2 separate regions of the Mus musculus genome follow, and region 2 is linked to region 1. Evidence: chromatin loops called from intact Hi-C (ENCODE). Cell type or tissue: left cerebral cortex. All regions are shown on one strand. Links, peaks and the distances in the headings refer to the core of each region. The heading gives the core; the rest is flanking DNA. Region 1 has its middle 22 kb from the start of Ina. Region 2 overlaps Nt5c2 (5'-nucleotidase, cytosolic II).

Region 1 (10,213 bases), core at 1,387-9,386:
GTCTCTAGGCTATCTAGTTTCTGGTTCTTGGTCACCCAAGCAGTGTTAGGTCTGAGCTCCATCTTACAGAGTGGCACTAAGTCTAGGTCACACCGTCTAGACAGATACTCTGGGAACCATTCTGAATTCCACTGCAAGAACTGCACTCCTACTTTCAAAATGAGTGTGGATCAGGATGAAATTCATCATGGATGTTGCTCATCGAACTCTTTGGAAGGCAACCGCCTTCCTGTTGTAGCTTCCTTTCTAAACCACGGACTGTAGCGAGGTCCCAGGCTGTTTTGACTCAGAAGGCAGCAAATCCTTAAACAAGGGGAAGCACACATCTTGCAATGATAGACGAGTCACAGATTTCAGCAGATCATAACCAAGCACAATGACTGGTTTCCAGAAACTCGCCGTGGAATCCCAGGTCCACCTAGGTCCAGGGCTGTTCCGTTCTCAGTCCTCACAGTCAGAGGTGCGAGCTAAGAGAGCCACATCGCCACAAGGATCATCAAGGTGCAAATGGCCCAGATGGCACACAGTCACTGTGCGCTGTGATGCTGTGCTGTACGGCCTCTACGACAATGGCCACTGTCCAGATGGCCACAGTCACCACAAACACTTGTCAGTTGCTCATCTGTGTGTAGAGCTACGTACAGAAAACCAGAATGTGTCTCTCGATTTCATCAGCCAATAAGATGGCAAGGCACGGTGAGGCACATCTTCCATCTCAGCACTTGGAAGGCAGAGACAAGTAGATCTCTAAGTTCAAAGTCAGGCTGCAGTACGTGATACATTCCGGGCAGTTAGCACATAGTGAGACTATTGTCTTTAAAAATAAAATAGCCAGTAAGTTGGTCGCAGTCACCTGCAGGATGGTGTCAATGAAGCCCGAATGGAGGGTTGTGGAACAATTGTCAGTCTCTAAGTTCTGAGTCTTATGTTGAACATTAGGTAGCAGCAGCCAGCCTGGCCATTAGATCATAAACAGAAAATAGACACTGTGGTTTGATGAAGGTTTCCGCTACAACCACAAGGTTGGCCAACATGAAGGAGATGTGGGCAGTGAGTCCAAGTCCCATCACTAGCTTGATGGCCGTGTCCCAGTCTATGGAAAGTCACTTCCCACTAAGGTTATAGGAGGGACATGAACTTCCTGGGGAAGCCCTGAGGTTGTCTTGGCTGTGACCTAGTGCTGTGAACTTGCAGGGATGGAAAGGGAGGCAGCTGCCACGGCAGGGCTGTGCTGTAGGTAATGACGTATCCCATACTGCAGTGCCAGATATAGGAGCCAAGCGTATCTGGCACTAACCAGATCCCCCCTGCCTTCTGCGCTCCTTTCCCTTTCCTGCAGAGCTTCCCACGGTGCCTCGGAACCAGGCAACGTGCAGGATCCCTGTGACTTTATGGATATCGCATTTTCTTTTTCTTTTGTAAATGTCCTTTACGAATCAAAGAAGTGCTCACCCCAGTGTTTTCATTATGAAAAATCACTAGATTCTGTAAAACTGTCTTCTCTGTCTGCTGATGTGGTCACGCATGCTCTGTGTCCTTTATTAATACGGTGTTTCACACTGGTTGATGCACCGTTAACAGGCTAAATCTCATTTGGTCACTGCATACCAAGTTCTCCTAGTGGGCTGCTGGATTTCGCTCGCTAGTATTGAAGGCGTCTGCATCTGTATGCAGAGTGGGTGTCAGTCTGCAGTTGTTTTTTGGATTTCTCGAACTGATGATATTGAAGACTACCCTCATGTAATGGGTAAGAACATGGTCTCTCCAAGAGTCTTAAAATACTGTTGATTTTCCTTTAAGCATTTGTAGAATCTATCAATTCTACAAATGACACCACAACAAGGCCTTCTAAACTAACCAAGCAATGCTCATATGAATCACAGAGACTGGAGCCGCAAGCACGGGGCCCACACGGGGCTGCAGTAGGTCCTCTGCGTGTATATTACAGCCTTCAGTTTAGTGTTTCCGGGATCCTGAGTGGGTGAACAAGGGGGGGGAATCTCTGATTCCTGTGCCTGCTCTTGGGGCTCTTGCCCTTTTGTTGGTTTGTCTTGTCCAATTTTAATAGGATTTTTTTTTTTGTAAAATTTTGTTATATTTTATTGTTATCTCCTAGAGGTTTCTAATGGGAGACAGAGAAGGAGTGGGTCAGGATGGGAGAAGAGGGAAGGGAAACTGTAATCAGGATACAGTGGATAAGAAGAGCACCCATTTCCAATAAGGGGGGAGGTGTATAGTCTGGTATAAGCCAGAAAAAATCCGAGTTCACACCTTCATGGAGCCACTTGGAAGGTAAAGGCAAGGTTGATCAGGAGTTCAAGTCCAGCCTCAGCTACATAGCTTGAGGCCAGCCTGGGCTATATAAGACCCTATCAATAAAAGAAAGGTTGCTTTTCTGTCACTTCTGTAACTGGAGGCAAGGCAAGTCCAAGTGGAAGAGATTTTCCGAGTATAGTGTTTACCCCTGACTGCCTCATACTGGAGTATGAGTCGAGGAAGAGCGCATTGCTTCAGGCCGGGGTTGTGAGGTGGGATCCCTCTGCAACCTGGGGTGGTGCAGTAGGGTAAAGGGTGGGGAAATGCAGGACAAATAAATGTCATGGAATCTCCGTAGAGACGTGACAGCCATTCCTCGCCTCTCATTCGAGAGCCTTTGTTTCCTGAATAATATAACTGGCAGGAGATGGGCAAAGAAAGCCCTTGGCTGGGAGGAGGCATTAATGCCCGCCCGGTGAGTGGTGAGGTGAAGGGATGGAGTGTCAGGTAGAGTTGTAGCTGAAAAACCTCTCAGTCAGCCGTCCAACCCAAGAGCAGCGGCTGAGCCTGTGAGGGTGTCTGTGGGCTCCAGCACAGAGCATTGCAGGAAGCCAGGGCAGGAAGGCCCCTGGGCAGGGACAGGGTTATATTGTGAGGGGGTCTTTCTCTATCTTTATCTCCTTCTTTCCTTCCTTAATTTGTTTATTATTCTTCCTCCTTCTCTCCGTCAACCCAACTCCCCCACCCCCGCCCCCCAACACACACACACAGGGTCTTAGGCGGGCTGGTCTCAAACTCATAACAGAGTAGAGTCTGGCCTTGAGCTGTAGCCTCCTCCTCCAGCGTTGGGCTTCCAGTCTCCACCACATCCCATTCAGGGGGGTCTTCAGCAGCTGCACACGCGGCTTGGGAGACATGGTCAGTTCCATGTGCCTCTCACCAGGCACATAGACCCACAAACATGTGAACAGAAATGTGTTTACTCTCTGTCCTTGAAGCACTTGGAAGGCAAACTTGCCCCTTTGGTGTGAGGAACCAGGCATGCTGGACAACTCGAGGCGAAGAGAAAGCGGTACCACAGTCTGCGAGGCTTCCACAACGTGTGGTAAAGTTGGTTGTATTGTGAGTGACCTTGCCTGGGTCCCAGGCTGCTTGCAGGTCAGTTAGGGTCATGCTGGTTGAATAAATTGAAACTGCTCCTGAGAACCAAACTCTGCCCCATCTTTTCCCTCAGGATTCCTTCTCCAGGTTTTTGGAGCCCAGGCCTAGGATAGAGGAAACAAGGACCCAGAATCGAACAGCCGGGCTCATCCTTCACCACGCTGTTCCCTGAGTTTTCTTTCAAACAGAACTGTATCCCTCCCTAAACACCATGGTGGGGGTTTGTTCCAACTTGAGACCCCCCCACTCCATTCCTTGTTGCTGCTTCTCACAAATTATTGGTGGCTACAAAATGCTCAGTGTTTTATAGTGTTGCTCACACATGCATGCTTTCTCTTTTTTCACTTTGGAGACAGGGTTTTGTAGAGCCTGAGCTGGTATTGAACTCTTGATCTCCCTGTCCCCACCTTCTGATTGCAGAGGTTACAGGCGTGTACCACCTGTCTAAAGAACACAGACGTTTATTTGATTTTTAAAATACTTACATACTTATTTTATATGTATGAGCAGTTTTTGTCTCGGTATATGTGTATGCGCCAGCATGTGAGCGCCTGATGCTGGAGAAGGCTAGAAGAGGGGTTCGGATCCCCTGAAATCTGAGTTAAGGATGGTTGTGAGCCATGTGTGGTCCTCTGTAAAAGCAACAAGTCCTTGTAACCTCCAAGCCATCTCTCTGTCCCACTTAAATTTATTTTAAAGAAATTAATTAGAATGCTTATTCCTTCTCTAGGAGGTGGTGGTTAATGGCTTGGAGCTTTTAAAGCATCTCCTGGAAATGTGGGCCGGATTTCCTGGAAATCTGGACCGGATTCAAAGGCTCACCTTTCAGTGTCTTCATTAAGAACGGCCTAGTACATCACTCTCCAAACTCAGGGGGTTTTGAATTCTTTCTCAGTTGCAGGCGCGAGAGTTGACTCAGGAGATTTGACTTGTTCTCTGTACCCGCCGTTGTTAGCGTATGGTTTTAGACCTACACTTCTCCCTGGCTGTGTGGTCTACATTAAGTCACTGAGGTTTCCTTTTTCCAGCTATAAATTGAGACAGTAGCAAATTTGCAGTAGAATTGCATTAAAGTGGCCATGGAAAGTTATAGGGGGTTGGTCTGGTGCTACTATGTATTCAAAGGCTAAATACTGTATCCCAAGACCTGGTTACTCCAAGATGAGTGAATCTCACATACACCAGCTTTTGTTGTGCAAACCTTGTGCCCTCCCCCCCCAAGTTATCACTGATTATAATAAGGATACCTATAGCCTGGGCTGGGCAGAGGGTAGGGGACACAGCAAAGATCCCCGGACTTGGGGTCTGAGGTAGGACCATGAGGAGGAGGAGAAGGAAAGAAGACACCACTGTGTAGGTGGCCATGAGGGCTGGCCTGATGGAGTAGGCATGGCCCAGGTGGAGCACGGCCAGTGATATCCCCGGGAACAGCACCAGGGAAGCAGACAAAACAGCACAGAGGATTGGTGTCTGCCCAGCTCTAGTGCTCTTTTTTTTTTCCCCTCAAAGATTTATTTATTATTATAAACAAGTACACTGTGGCTGTCTTCAGATGCACCAGAAGAGGGCGTCAGATCTCATTATGGGTGGTTATGAGCCACCATGTGGTTGCTGGGACCTTTGGAAGAGCAGTCAGTGCTCTTACCCACTGAGCCATCTCACCAGCCCAGCTCTAGTGTTTTTTTGTTTTTTTTTTGTTTTTTCTTTCTGAGACAGGGTTTCTCTGTATAGCCCTGGCTGTCCTGAAACTCACTTCGTAGACCAGGCTTGCCTTGAACTCAGAAATCCGCCTGCCTCTGCCTCCTGAGTGCTGGGATTAAAGGCGTGCGCCACCACGCCCAGCCAGCTCTAGTGCCCTTAAGCTCATTGTAAATCTGAAGATTTCTGTGTCTTTTATCTGGGAACAATATGGTCTGAAGTGGAGTAGAAACCCCTTAATATTCAAAGACAACAAGGGGGTGTAGCAACCCCAGAATAATAATTATCACAACAAAACATAATTGAGAGCGTGTATGGGCAAGTACCCAGCTCTGGTTCTGGCCCTCATTAAGCACTCAAAAGTATGATTCTTTAAAAATATACATAGTCGGACTGGAGAGATGGCTCAGTAGTTAAGAGCACTGACTGCTCTTCCAGAGGTCCTGAGTTCAATTCCCAGCAACCACACAGTGGCTCATCTGTAATGGGTATCAATGCCCTCTTCTGGTGTGTCTGAAGTGTGCACATCATATTAAAAAAAAATCTTAAAAAAAAAAGAATATATGTAGTTAGCTCAGGCTCTGAAAACTGTTCGAACAGTTTTGTAAAACGGGAATTATATATACATATATATATATATACACATATATATGTGTATGTGTATATATATATGTGTATATATATATGTATATATATATATATATATACACCTCTATAGTTTAGAAATAACTCATACAGGCAACTAACCCAATAAAGGAGACATTGAAGAAAGTTTGGGGAGATTTGGGCTGATTAGGGTCAGGGTTCTTTTGGACGAGTCAGGATCTGAACAGGATTTTGCTAAAGATTTAAAGTACGGATGAGTACCACTTATGAAGTACAAAGACATAAGCCACACAGAGAGCAGACTGGCTCTTGGCTGGGATTGAGCCTAAGGCTGTTTCGGGGGCAAGGAGTTTAAGGTTTTTCCAGGAGTTACCCAGTGAGCCCAGAGAAAGACTGGTGGCCGGTCTCTGTGCAGTTGGTAAATTTACCACTAGGGGGCAGTGTTGACCAACAGCTTGTCCCTTGCCCAACTTAGGATTTGAGCCAAGGTCTTGGTTAGTGGAACACTTTGAATAGAGGTCGCAGTGCTGATCATTGCAAGCAGAGCCTGCGTGGTGAGTGTCAGGACCTAAAGGTCAGGAGTTGAAATGTATTACTCAAGGTTTTAAGAAATCTATTTATTTGTTTTTGGTTTTTTTTTGTTTTGGTTTTGGTTTGGTTTGGTTTGGTTTTGTTTGGGTTTTTTTTTTTTTTTTTTTTTTGGTTTTTCGAGACAGGGTTTCTCTGTATAGCCCTGGCTGTCCTGGAACTCACTTTGTAGACCAGGCTGGTCTCGAACTCAGAAATCCGCCTGCCTCTGCCTCCCAAGTGCTGGGATTAAAGGCGTGTGCCACCACGCCCGGCTAGTTATTTGTTTTTTAATTTTTGCGATCTCACTATGTAGCACTTGATTGACCTACAACTTGCCACGGTGACCAGATGGCACTGAGCTCACAGAGAGATCTGTCTGCTTCTGTGTCTTGAGTGCTGGGATTAAAGGCACGAGACACCACACTCCCCTTCCTTCCTTCCTTCCTTCCTCCTTCCTTCCTTCCTTCCTCCTTCCTTCCTTCCTTCCTTCCTTCCTTCCTTCCTTTCTCTCTCTCTCTCTCTCTTTCTTTCTTTTAAAGATTTATTTATTTTTATTATATGTAAGTACACTGTAGCTGTCTTCAGACACTCCAGAAGAAGGAGTCAGATCTCTTTATGGATGGTTGTAAGCCACCATGTGGTTGCTGGGATTTGAACTTCGGACCTTCGGAAGAGCAGTCAGGTGCTCTTACCCACTGAGCCATTCCCTGCCACCCCCCACTTTCTTTTAAAACTATTGATATGTTTGCATGTATCTGTCTGGTGTGTCTGTGTGTTTGTGTGTGCATGCACGTGTGTTTTCATGTCTGTGAGTGTGGGCACCACACCTGCCCTGGCTCACATGTAGAGATCAGAAACAACTTTGGATGTTGGTCTTTGCATCCCATCTTGTTTGAAATAGGGTCTCTTGTTCTCTGGTGCAACCCTAGGGTAAGTGGCCCACAAGCGTCTGGGAATTCTTCTGTCTGTGTTGCTGTAGAAATGCTAGGATGATGCACTGTAGGGCATATGGGAGCTTGTTACCAGGCAGGCATGAGAAGTGGTCAGGCTGAGTGAGCGCAAGTCCCAGGGATCTCGGGATTGAGACCGGCAGGAGCGGAGCCGTTCCCTGCCGCCTCTACCTGCCCTGGAACAGAAACCACAACACCCCACTGAGGACCGTGGTGATCAGTCATGTGGCATAAAAAACCTCAAGTACTCCACACTAATGAGGTACCTAGATAAGCCCCTGAGGGTTCAGCCAATTAGCTTCCCTTCCTGTGCACTCCTTCCCGCAAAAGGTATTTGATCCCCGGTTCACCCTGAGTGAAGTGTATGCAATTAATATCCACCATCAAATAAACCAATATGACCAAGCAAGCTGCGGGGAAGGCCTTCATCTTAAAGAGCCTCGCCTAAACTCCCGAAGAAGTCCTTCTCTCTCTTCTTCCAGAGCTCACTTGTAATCAGACTGGTCCCGCCCTTCCTGGACTCTGTCTTCCCCTTCCTGTCCAGTGCATGGATGCCCCAAGGGGAAGCATGGACCATGGACCCTGTGCCCCGACTCCCAGCTGTATGCCAGTGGCGCCCAGGTACATAGGAGACTGGGAACCACGGCATAGGTCCCAGACCCCGCAGCAGACCACCATTCTGGGGACTTCGTTCTGCCTCCCCCGAGCTGCATGCCAGCTGTGCCCAGGCATCCCAGCGGCAAGGCAGGACGCAGTTCAGCAATGCACACTACTGCAATGGCTTCTGGGTATCTACCCACAAGGCCATCTCCCCATCCTGAAAGATGTTTTTAAAAAAAAAATACTTACGAATTTATTTCTTTAGTTTTCATTTCTTTAACATCTCTTTAATTCAATAGCCAAGGAGTGAGGCAGGCATTATTATTCTCATTGAACAAATAATTTATCACTGGGTCTCTAATTATCCCACCCTACCACCCAGTGACGAATACAATCTGCTTAGCTGGCTACTGGTTAATGTAACATAATGTAACACAATATAACACAATGTAACAACTGGTGAAGTGTAACACATGGAAGGAATGTGGGCCTTGGCTTTGGCTGACTTGGAGATCATATGGGTCAGCTACTTGAGTCCAGGAGGCCCCAGCAGTGACTATACATCACTTTAGCCACCTGTAAAGGCCCCTCCCGCCAATGAATGGCTGGTTGCCATCCAGGGCTATGCAGAGAAATGCTCGCCTCTCCCCTCTTTCTGCAGGAGCAGCCAAGCAGATCATGAACCTGAGAGCCCAGCGGTTGGTTCCAGCCTCTGGGTCAGGGGGCAAGGAGGCTGAAGGGAGGGGAGTGCCTGGGCACCCTGCCACAGCTGCACCTTTAGTTAATATTTATTCTTTCTTTCTTTTGCCCAGAGACTAGGGGAGCCCAATCACAGATAGTGAAGAAAACTCCAGGGCTAGGAGAAGCTGGTTCCTGTCAGGGGTGACTCAGGCAGACCTTTACAGCAGGCAGTGCCCCCACCTGGCTCTGTGCAGGTCTTTTGTGTGGTTGTTAGAGACCACACTACTTATCTGCTCAGCAGAGCAGTCTCCTAGGAGTGCAGGAGGGTGCGGCTGGGTAATGGGTACAGAACAGTTTTATCTTTCTGCACAATGACTTTCCCTGGGGGGGAGGGGGAGACCCCTGGGTCTCTTCAGGGCGTGGCACCCCTTTTCATTAAAACTGCCTTGTCTTTCTAAAACGCATTTTGTTAGTGTTTTCTTTCCCAGAGGGGACTTGTAAATTGAGCTCCTTATTCCTCAGCGCGATATAGAGCTGACCAGAATTTCTGCCAACTCATTGTTCTTCCTCTCTGTGAGCACGGCTTCTCAGCGCCGTGAACCACCATCTTCAGAGTCATTAACGACATGATTTCTGGACCCCAGAGCAGCTGAATTTAGAATGTAGCTCCTTAGCCCCAGAGCACAGCCACTGTTGGCCCCGCGAATCTGTGTTTGGATAGTTGTACTGACTCTCGTGGAGGCTGTAGCGTAAGGACCGTTTGTTCAAGCAAGACCACAGCATTTCCTGACCTGAGCGGTTGAGTTGTAGCCACTTTCCCTACTTGGGCCTTTTCTTCAACCCTCCGAAGACAGAACTTACCAGACACTTATTTTCTGATTCCTGAGGATCATTTATTTCAGATTCTTGGTTATTATATATTTTTAAAAGCAGGATGTCATTTTACAATCTGTCCTGATCTGTAATTGCCTGCATATCCCACCCATGACCTCAAACTCACACCAATCCCCCTGCTTCAGCTCCTTGCATGTAGAGACTATGTTGAACTACCAGACTTGAATCACTTCACCATTCCCGACCTGTGACGACATGACTGCCACTTCAGTCAGGCACACCCCGGATCTTGTCATGACACTGGGGCTCAGCAATGCCAGCCTTCTGGTTTCTGGCCAGAACGTCCTGTCTTTAGCCTGCTTACTTCCCCAATACCCAAGCCTGCTCCCAACTGCCTGCCTGCCTGCCTGCCTGCCTGCCTGCATCTCTCTTTGAAAATAAATGGCCTTGGGCTTCGGAGATGGCTCGGTTGGTAAAATGCTTGCACAGGATCTGAGTTCAATCCCCAGAACCTATGTAAAGATTTTTGGGTGTGATGGTGTGCCCTTGTAATCCCATCGTTGGAGTGGCAGAGACAGGAGGATCCCTGGGGCTGTCTAGTCAGGAAAAGGCTCAGTCTCCAAGGAGGCAGATGGCCTGATGATGAAACCCGAGATTGTCTTCCAGCTGCTACATGTGTGTGTGCGCGCGCGCGCGCACACACACACACACACACACACACACACACACATGCATGGTTTTTTAAAGGCAGTAATGGCTCCCTTTCTTCTTTTACCACTTCTCATCTGAGTACACACCCTGGGTTGGGGACCTTAGTACCACCCCCACCCCACCCCCATCATTATATCTCCCTTCCC
Region 2 (10,213 bases), core at 1,356-9,355, 95 kb after region 1:
TGGTTCAGTGAGTAAATGCTGTGCTTACATAGAACCTGGGTCCATTTCTAGCCCCCCACATGGTGCTCACAACTATCTGTAACTCCAGCTCCAGGGTATCTGCTGCCCTCCTGGCCTTCACAAGCACCCAGCATGCACGTGATGCATATACACACATAAATGCAGGCAGAACAATGCATACATAGTAATCTAAAAACAAAGAAAAGTAAAAAAATAGAATGTGACATTTGGGTCATAACTACAACTTGAAATGAAAACATTTTATATTATGCATTCATGTAATTTTCCTGATTTATTTATTCCTGATGGGAAACTGCTAAAGTCATAATAGTCACATTGAAATAATTAAAGACAGTGGTTTTGGCAACACTTGTTGTAAGAGACATAAACTAACTGAAATTGTGTCAGAACATCCTTTTAAGTCTGAGGTCATAGCAGTGTCCCACTTAGAACTGAAGCAATTGCACGGTGCTGTTGAGCAAGCCTTATTGCATAACACAGGCTCAGAGATGTCTCGGATGTCTGTTGTACAGTTGAAGTAAAGTGAACATCACCTTGACCTCTCAGAGCAGGCCAGGAAGGCTACATGCACCTTCTGGTGCTGTAAAGGATGCTTTCGTATCAGGAAGCAGGATGTAGACAGAACATGATGACATGCAGTATCACCGACCTAAGCTCATCATGTTCAGATACTGTCACTGGGAAGGAGCCCGGTGAAAATGAACCAGGGTTCTGTTTGTGTCTGAGAAGGGATCTCATTGTTCTGGCTATGAGTTGAAAGGAAGGCAGAGGGGAAAAAATGAGAAGCAAGTCACTAAATTCATTTTATAACCACTCTTAGAATACAAGATGCACAGGCCTAAGCTAGGGGTAGTGGTCCACTTCTGTAATCCTGGCAGGAGTCCATAAGGAGTTCAGGTCATGTCATCGCTGGCTACATAGGCCAGTCTAGACTACATGAGACTTTATCAAACAACAACAAAAAAGGTCTTATCAACCTGTTGCAGGAAATATTTAAAAAGTCAACCCTCCATCTCTCCTGCCCCACCGGCCTGTGTTCCTGCTGTAGTACCGATACTGGCAGGCCACAACACTATGTCTGGGTGGGGTCTCGCTTGCTCGGCCGTGTTCTCACCACTGAGCTATTCTCTCCCAAGTTCATCTTGCTTCCACACAGTGCCCCACACACCCCACCATCAGCCATCTCAACACCTAGTTACCCCAGTAGAAACATGACTCTTAAAGCTTAATTATACAGTTAGATTTATATAACAAAAAGATCACAATTTACAAAAATGCCAATACAATAGTTTCAGGGCTAATTGATACTGATAAAACTTTAACTCAATTATTATAACCTTTCGATAACACCATTCTGGTTCTTCTCCCTCCTCCCTCTCTGTCTCCACAACTCTTAGCTCCTCCTCCCTTTTCCTGTCCAATCACAAGCCTGCCACTGCCCTAATATCCTGCAACATTTCACCCTTTCTGTTTAATTATAAAAAAAAAAAGACTCTCAAAATATAAATTGAACACAGCTATTATCATTTTGTAAATTATATGGTATAAGATAGACCTAATACTAAGTCCACATCAACCTGCTATACATAAAGTTTCAGTGTACCTTCTTTGGAAATACTTTTGGTAGTATTTCAAAAATAAGTCATTTGTGGGTAAACGTAGATTCATTTACGCTTAGTGCAAAAGGAAAAGATATTAGGGAGAGAATGAACATGGTGGGACATTTCAGTTTTTAAGGTGCAGTGGCAATGAGCTAAAAAGGAGGTCAACGTCCATCTACCTTTGTCACACCTTGTTAGCCTGGGGCTGCAGGTCACAAAACATGCCAGTGTTCCTTCCAATTCCAAGTAGACTGTTTTCTTCTGATATGTATGATGCATTGTCTTCCCCTGACCGGGAATGCGATGACTAACCTAGTTATCAGTCAGTCTGAGTTGTGATTGCCACAGCAGCTGCACCCGTGATTGTCTAAGCCAGCCTTCACTCACTGGCTGGAGGGAGGGCATGCTAGTGTTGCCCCCTTCTGCCAGAAAGCCAGAGAGATGGCTTTCTACTTAGTCTTGAATTGATTAGAAACTTTGTTTCATAAGGGTGATGAAAGGGGTTACTAACCAAGAAACTACTATGATTTTATGGTCGTGACTAGAGTCCATACCATTTGAAGTTAAGTAACTTAAGTAGGAATTTACCCAGCTTACACTGTGTATAAGCTTTATATTTGTTTTCTTTGTCTTTGTGGGGATGTATGTGCAGGTGTGTTCTCAGTCACTCTCCAGCTTATTTGAGATACTGTCCTTGCTTTTGCTTGAATGGTGAGCAGAGTTCCACTCGACCCTTCTTTCTTCCTTCCCCATGGCTAGGGTTACAGGCACACACTGCAGTGCTTGGCACTTACATGGGCATTGGGATTCTAAACAAAAGTTCCTCCTCGTGTCTGCATGGCAAGCACTTTACTGATAGGGGCTGGCCTTGCAAATTAAGTAGGTCAGGTCAGAAGTTGGCCCGCTTTCAGTAAAGAGGAACAGAGAAAAGCACAGCTCAGACGGTAAGGAAGGCTTGCTCTTTGTTCCACACTTCATCCAGGAGAGGAAGTGTCCACTTAGGTGTTGCAGCAGAGCCAGCACACCAGCACCGACAGGAATCCTTTCTGGGTTGTCCTTGCCTCTCTTTGCAGTCACTTCCTTCTGCTTTTAGACTTATTTTATCTTAAAATTTTATTTATTTGTTTTGAGACAAGGCTTCCCTGTGTCACCCTGGCTGGCCTGGCTGCCAGCGCTGGGATTCCAGGGTGAGCACCTGTTCATGCATTAGTCTCCTTAAACATTTGAAGCTCAGTAGTTCCCCTTCAGTCTTAAGAGTTCCCCACGGCCTTCTTGTAGAGGTTGGGTTGTGTGTTCTTAAGTTACCTCCCTAGCACAGGGAGAGCCCTGGGTGCTGTCTATGAAGAGAGCTGTTGAAGGGCTCACCCTGAGCCTGTTCACAGCTGCTCACATTTAATATATGAACTCTTGTCTTTCACATAGCCATCAACATATTTTAATAAAGCATTGAATAGTGATGATTTCCTACAGTTGTTAACTTTTTGTATATCAATTAATTTTTTTTTACATTTTCTTACAGACCAGAAACTAGAGAGCAGTATCCAAATAAATTTATCCAACGAGATGACACTGAACGGTTTTACATTCTGAACACACTATTCAATCTCCCAGGTAGACACCTCTGCTTACTCTGCACACTGCCCCTTTGTTCCAGGGCCATGTCTTCCAGGAAGCTGAGTAAATCAGCTTGATTATGGTACTTACAGCTTATTCATACCTTTTCTTCATTTTCAGAGACCTACCTGTTGGCCTGCCTCGTAGATTTTTTTACTAATTGTCCCAGATACACCAGGTATGTTTATATTACAATTTTCTTCATCCAGTTGATTTTTAAATTAATGTACAGGGTTTTAGAGAACTGGCCATTGTAGGTCTTTTCTGCTTTTCTAAAGTGAATTTAGTGCTAGTGAGAGATGCCACATTGCCAGCCTGAGAGATGGACAGCGCCAGCAGCTCCATGCAGGCTCTCACCTCCCACACGGCCCCTCTCCTTGCCAGTGTGCTGCAGCCATGTTTGGAAGGGACCACTTGTGACTGGGATTGAAGACGGCCAGCAGAGGTGCTAATTGTGACAACTGAGTGGGAGGTTTGTGTGATGCTTATCTGTCCAAGCAGAGTTGCACTGAAACCCCCGACTCATTTCACAGCAGCTGCCCAGGAGCCATCCCGGGATGCTCATGTAGCTTCATTCCCAGGCCCAGCAAGAGCTCACCAAGGAATAAAATAGTGTTTATTTTCTGTAAAGCAAAAATTTGCCTAAGTCTTCACAGGTTAGCCTTTCCTTCTGGGGAGCTGTGTGGCCATTGCTTGATGTGTAACAGCCTCTGTGTTAGAGTCTGCTAACTTCATATCTGAGGCCTTACCCACTTGAGGGCAGTTTGGTGGAAAGTGGAATCCAGATAGAACTGAACGGTGCCTTTGTACCTAGGGACAATGCAGGAAGGTCAGGGAGGGAGAGCCTAGCTTCTAAATGTCTGCGCAGTGAGGCCTGCTTCTAAAGTGAGGAACTTGGTATTATGGGACCTTGGCCTTTTAATTCCATCCTGTAAATTATCCTGTCTCATTGTGTTTGCACACAGTTATTATATTCCATATATCAATATTCTGGCCATTTTAATGCTCAAATGCATTTTGATTAGGGAGCGATTCCCTAGCTAACCACAGCCTGTACCACGTGATGGGAACCTTTGGGTCCCTTGGTCATTTCATTCACCGTTTGTCATGTTCTTTTCATCTTTCTGTAGTTGTGACACAGGATTTAAAGATGGGGACCTCTTCATGTCCTACCGTAGCATGTTCCAGGACGTAAGAGACGCAGTGGACTGGGTCCATTACAAGGTATTTAGAGCCTGCTGCTTTACCCTCCTCTCCCCAGCATGCATCTGTGCTCTGATACTAACTTTGCAAGTGGGCATGTACACAGAGAGCAGAATGCTCCTTTTAAAAAAGAACGTGGAGAGGGCCTGGAGAGATGTCTCAGAGACTAAGAGCACTGGCTGCTCTTGCAGAGAACCTTGATTCAGTTCCTAGCACCCTACAGCAGCTCACAGCCATCTGAAACTCCAGTGCCAGGGGCTCTGACGCCCTCTTGTGGTGTCTCTGGGCACCAGGCATTCATGTGGTACACAGACATGGAAACAGGCAAAACATTTACTCTCATACACATTAACAGAAAAATAAAGACTCTTAAATGCTTTTATTTTTCACCTTTAAAAGGAGTTAAGAGAAATTTGCCTCTTATGTTTATTCTTGTCCGACCATACTGACAGTGTTCTTCAGCCTTGAGGCTCAGCTTTTAAATTTTATTGTTTGCATTTCTGAAAAATATTTAGAAGAATTTTAGTATATGAAATTATACTTACATCTCTTGTGTATGTTGGTCCATTTAAATTTTGTTCAAATAACTCCCACTAGTTAGTATTGGATTTATATTTACTATAAACTTTAATAAACTATGAAAAGTTTTAATTTTCTATTTAAAATGTGAATACTTTTATATTTGAAATCTTTTTTTGTCTAACATTTTTCATTTTGGTAAACAGAATATTTATTTGTTTGATAGTCAGTACAAGTTTTTTAGTAAAAGTTAACAGTAGACTTACAGGTCAAGTGTGGTGGTCTACTCCACAATCCAGGTTCAAGGCTAACCTGGGTTACAACGTAAAGCTTTGTCTCAGACAATCAATCTTGATTTGTGAGATGGACATGATATCCTAAATCTGTAATCTTAGTACTTAGGGGGCAAAGGCAGGAAGATGAGCCAGCTGGGGCTATAGAGCAATAACTTAAAAAATAAAAAGGAAACAACCCCCCTGGTTTTATTCTTTTCTTATTTCTTTCTCTTCCTCCCAGGGCTCCCTTAAGGAGAAGACGGTTGAAAATCTTGAGAAGTATGTCGTCAAGGATGTAAGTATGGAAGAGGGAAACAGGTCTGCATGGTGGCTCCTTTTGCCTTATAAAGATAAGAAGGCCAAGCCTGTTTATCGTGACGTAGATGAGAAAAGTCACTTGCAGCATAGTCACAAAAAATGTCTGCCAGCATGTAGTTTCACTTGTTTTCCCTGTTTTCTGAGAAACAAGACTTTGTATTTAATGTTTTAGCTCTAATTATTGCAGCTAGACGGTACTGTGTGCACAGCTCCACGCAGTGATTGATACCTTATACTATGTAATTGTCGTCAACTATGAGGTAGAGGCTACTGTTACTTTTTAAAGAAATGCTTAAATGTCATGTGGAAGGTCACACAGTTAGAAGGTCAGTCATTGGCCAAGACTAACACCCAAATCTTATCTTATCTCTTCTCTTCTCTTCCCTTCCCTTCCCTTCCCTTCCCTTCCCTTCCCTTCCCTTCCCTTCCCTTCCCTTCCCTTCCCTTCCCTTCCCTTCCCTTCCCTTCCCTTCCCTTCCCTTCCCTTCCCTTCCCTTCCCTTCCCTTCCCTTCTCTTCTCTTCTCTTCTCTTCTCTCCTTTCTTTCTTTCTTTCTTTCTTTCTTTCTTTCTTTCTTTCTTTCTTTCTTTCTTTCTTTCTTTCTAGTTTTTTGAGACAGGGTTTTTCTGTGTAGCCCTGGCTGTCCTGGAACTCACTCTGTAGACCAGGCTGGCCTTGAACTCAGAAATCCGCCTGCCTCTGCCTCCCGAGTGCTGGGATTAAAGGTGTGTGTCACCACGCCCAGCTGTCACACCCAAATCTTAAGCATTGCAGATGATCCATTAAAAAGTGTGCACGGGTCTGACTGACTTAAGTGTCTCTACCCTGTTAGCAAAAAAATAAATAATGAGCACAGCTTTAAGATACATTAAAGACTAGTGAGTATCTTAAATAGCTGGAGTTCATGATATTTTTTACTAATTTAAAAATTTTTTATAGTTATGATGCAGTATTAATGTTACTTTTAAAGGAGTGTATGTGGAGCACATAGGAAGTATAGATGTGCATGTATATGTGTGTATAATCTCAACTTTTCTGTAAGGCTATGTTTTTTAAAACACGAAGTCACGGGCTGGTGTGCTTCCAGCTCTGGGTGACCTGATACCTCCACCTGGCCCCTCCATGCACGTGCACACCCCACAGAGATTGGTAACTAAAAATAATAAGAAAAGACATTTATCCACATATGGAATCCTAAGATATAGTAACGTACTTTTCTATAGAGTAAAAACGAATGCAGTAATAATGTCTCTGGGTTTATGCCACCATCCCTTCCCCTCCTGTCAAACTGCCACCTGCCTTCCCCGCCACCCCCACTCCCTTTCCATTATTGCTTCAAGAAAGACCACTGAACAGTTGGACCCAGTTTGTGCAAAGGAGCCTTCTTGTGAAAAGTGGTGCTTTTGTTTCTAGGCACATGAGCTGTTAGAATTTCCTTATTTTTCTTCAGTTGAGTGTGGATATTTCTAGGTAGCACCTGTACCTATTGTTATATTCTGCAAAGTTTAATGAAGCCACAGTGTGTACAGTAGCAGAATATTTAATAATCTTCATACAGAATTTTAGTACAGTTTGAAAATCATGTTCTGAACTTCAGTATAGGTAAATCCCATAGGTAAATCACAAAGTAATTTAAACTCTTTTCTGAGACAGACATGAAGATGGTAAAGATCTCGTACTAATGGCCATATACTTATTTATGTAAAGTACATACTGTATATGTTAATACTTTTAAAACTTAATAATGTAGATTTTTAAATGCAGATTTCTGAAATCAACCAACTAATCCTTAAAAAGGCTGTTCCCCTGTTCCTCTGCGGTCAGAGTTTGAGTCTGTGATGACCGACACTGACATCCTCTGTCACTGTTTCACCATTTCAGGGCAAGTTGCCGTTGCTTCTGAGCCGAATGAAGGAAGTAGGGAAAGTGTTTCTGGCTACTAACAGTGACTATAAGTACACAGATGTAAGTACTTAGTGTCTGTGTCTGCTTTTCTAGGGCGGGGCGCTGACCCAGAGGGCTGGGGAGCCAGTGAGGAGGGCTAACAGTGCATAGGACACAGACATGCGGAGTTACTGCAGTTTTTCCTAAGCATCCTTTTTTTGACTGTTATAGTGGCTATTTAAAAGTTTTAATTTGGGAAAGTTATTTAAAGGCTTTGTGCTAATATAATGACTTCTCTTCCTTTTAAGAGCATTATTTATGTATATCTGAGAAATCACAGTCTTTCTTTTACATCCTCTTGCTGTTGGAAATCCTGTAATGAAAGATGATAACAATCTTTTGAATCTTAGAAATCAAAACTTACCACCTCTTAATATTTAAATTTTAAAAAATGATGGCTAAGGGGGCTGGAGAGATGGCTCAGTGGTTAAAAGCACCAACTGCTCTTCCAGAGATCCTGAGTTCAATTCCTAGCAACCACATGGTGGCTCACAACCATCTGTAATGAGATCTGATGCCCTCTTATGGTGTGCATGAAGATAGAGACCGTGTACTCATATACATTAAATAAATAAATTAAAAAAAAATGATGGTTAAAGGATACAGAAGGGGGGAACAAACCACACAAAGTCCAAATTCAAACACCTTACTTTTGCTGATGCAATTGTAGGCTAAAATCCTAGCAGAAAGTTCTGCCCCTGCCCCCGTGCACTGAAATAAAATGCAGTGCGCCAGCTTGTGGGAGTCATTGCTTTTCTCTGAGCCCCATGTTTGTTATCTCCACACGTGACTTCAGGAGAGCTGTCTGGGGAAGGTGGGGAACTCGTGTCTGTGCCTTTGCCTGATGAAGCATTAGTTTTTAACTTCCTCTGCCGTGATTTCATGAGCTGTGGAGAAGATAAGGATGCCGCCCATCTCACATGTAGAAAGCCTGTGTCTGTCTTGAGCAGAAGTCACATGTGCACCTTTCTCTTTCCCCAGAAAATCATGACTTACCTGTTTGATTTCCCGCATGGCCCCAAGGTATTATAGTAATTTATTATATGTCATTTTTTAAACTAATTTACTATACCTTGTATTAACTAATAATGAATCCATTTAATCCTCCTAGAAAATCCTAGTTTTAGAAGGCCTAGTGTTTAATCAGCATTGAAAGAAGTAATCCAGGACTAGAAGAATTAAAAATCTCCAGTAATCTAAATATTTACTAGATAGAAATAAAATGAATGTTTATGTAGTCTGTAGTGAATAGGATTAAAGTAAGTTTTAGAGCAGAGTTGTGTGTGTTGTGAGGAGTCATAGGTTGAGGGTGATGCTAGTTTAACAGAAACATGATGTCATGTGGACATCCTTGACAGTTTCTAGATAGTTACTGTTAAGTGTTGCACCGAGAAAGAGGCTAACTTTGGTGTTTAAGTCTTTCTGTGGTATGAGCACACTTAGACTAAAGAACAAAGCCTGCAGCTTAGTCATACACTTAAGAATTTTAATCCTTGGCTTCCATGAGTAAGCTTCAGCAAATACTAAAATTACATTGTGTAGTACCCTTCAGGCTGGCTTGAAAAGGTTAGCATCATAGTTCCATCTCAGAATGCCAAGAGTGTTAGTCGGCATAGATGCCATCTCTGGGATGAGCTGAGAGGCCAGTGGCAACCTAGAACAGTCGGTCTGAGAACAAATAGAACCTCCCCAGTTTGTCCCTTGAATTGTAGCTTTCATCTGCCTAGCTTTTCTCATACTTCATGTTTAAAAGCACTGTGAAATAAATTGCTATACTTCAGAGATAAATAATTCACACTGTGGAGTTATCAAAGCCGATCATTACTCACACTGTCAGCTCCCCAAAACCTTATTCTAAATTTCCTTGTCGTTGATGACTTCCTTAAGTCTGAGGGGTTCGTGATGTGACTGTGCTGACTCTGTCCCCAGCCCGGGAGCTCCCACCGGCCGTGGCAGTCCTACTTTGACCTGATTTTGGTGGATGCTCGGAAACCACTCTTTTTTGGAGAAGGCACAGTGCTGCGTCAGGTGGACACTGTAAGTGAGAAGGCAGTGTGTTCTAGGACATGCTCCTTCATGCTCACCTTTCCATGGCCGTAACTTCTCTCTTGAAGTTGGGAGTGTGATCTGATCTGACCTAGCCCAATAGAGTTTAAGAAGAATGGGTGCTTGGGTCAGGTGGCCTGGGAGAGAGCGTGGTCAAATGCCACAAAATTTCAGTCTTTATTCTCTCTACCCAGAAAACTGGAAAACTGAAAATTGGCACCTACACGGGCCCCCTGCAGCACGGCATTGTCTACTCAGGGGGTGAGTGAACTGTCTGTCTGTCTCCCTTTGTTCTGGGCACCTCTGCATGGTGATCTTTGGCTTCACTGTGAAAATTCTCAGCAGAGTACCACATAACAGGACCAGAAATGTCATCTTCCGAGTCATCTGCAGGGAAAGCCAGGAGGGTTAACTTTTACTGAAAAGATCCTTCTGTCCTCTGTTGAGGGTTTGTCTCAGTTCTGAAACCATTTTGGGATTTTTCTTTTCTTAAAGCCATGTAGCTGCATTTAATGTCAAGAGTCAGAAGCAGTTGAGTAGAGCCAACTTAATGTTAAATGTGTGATGAGAACTGGTCATGGTACCTTTGGTGGCTCTGAAGACAGACCCGAGCGAGGCCTCTCACATGCTGCATAAGCACTGATACTGGGGTTCTGATACTGCCTTCCTGGGG

The links. A loop is a pair of places that touch in the nucleus more often than their neighbours do. Peaks named below come from ENCODE experiments on the same cell type or tissue, not always from the same donor. Only the 100,000 strongest peaks of a DNase experiment are listed, where the experiment ranks them.
Region 2: it touches region 1 in a loop (3.0-fold over the local background); 13 of 42 quality-filtered maps call a loop at or near these places.

The regions. Positions count from the first base shown.
Region 1 is chr19:46,987,296-46,997,508 of GRCm38, reverse strand. It overlaps a transcript of Nt5c2 not described here and the pseudogene Gm18657. Among named protein-coding and RNA genes, the nearest start is that of Ina, 22 kb to the left of the region's middle. In left cerebral cortex, for the core only: CTCF peaks have their summits at 4,975 (motif pointing right) and 6,144 (motif pointing right); a DNase peak (open chromatin) is centred at 6,163.
Region 2 is chr19:46,891,823-46,902,035 of GRCm38, reverse strand. Nt5c2 (5'-nucleotidase, cytosolic II) reads left to right here. Exons shown (of 18, transcript NM_029810.5): 6 at 3,142-3,233; 7 at 3,357-3,414; 8 at 4,367-4,460; 9 at 5,475-5,528; 10 at 7,432-7,515; 11 at 8,476-8,517; 12 at 9,424-9,531; 13 at 9,735-9,801. Among named protein-coding and RNA genes, the nearest start is that of Nt5c2, 65 kb to the left of the region's middle. In left cerebral cortex, for the core only: a CTCF peak has its summit at 4,718 (motif pointing left); DNase peaks (open chromatin) are centred at 2,540 and 3,622; H3K27ac peaks cover 1,680 bases.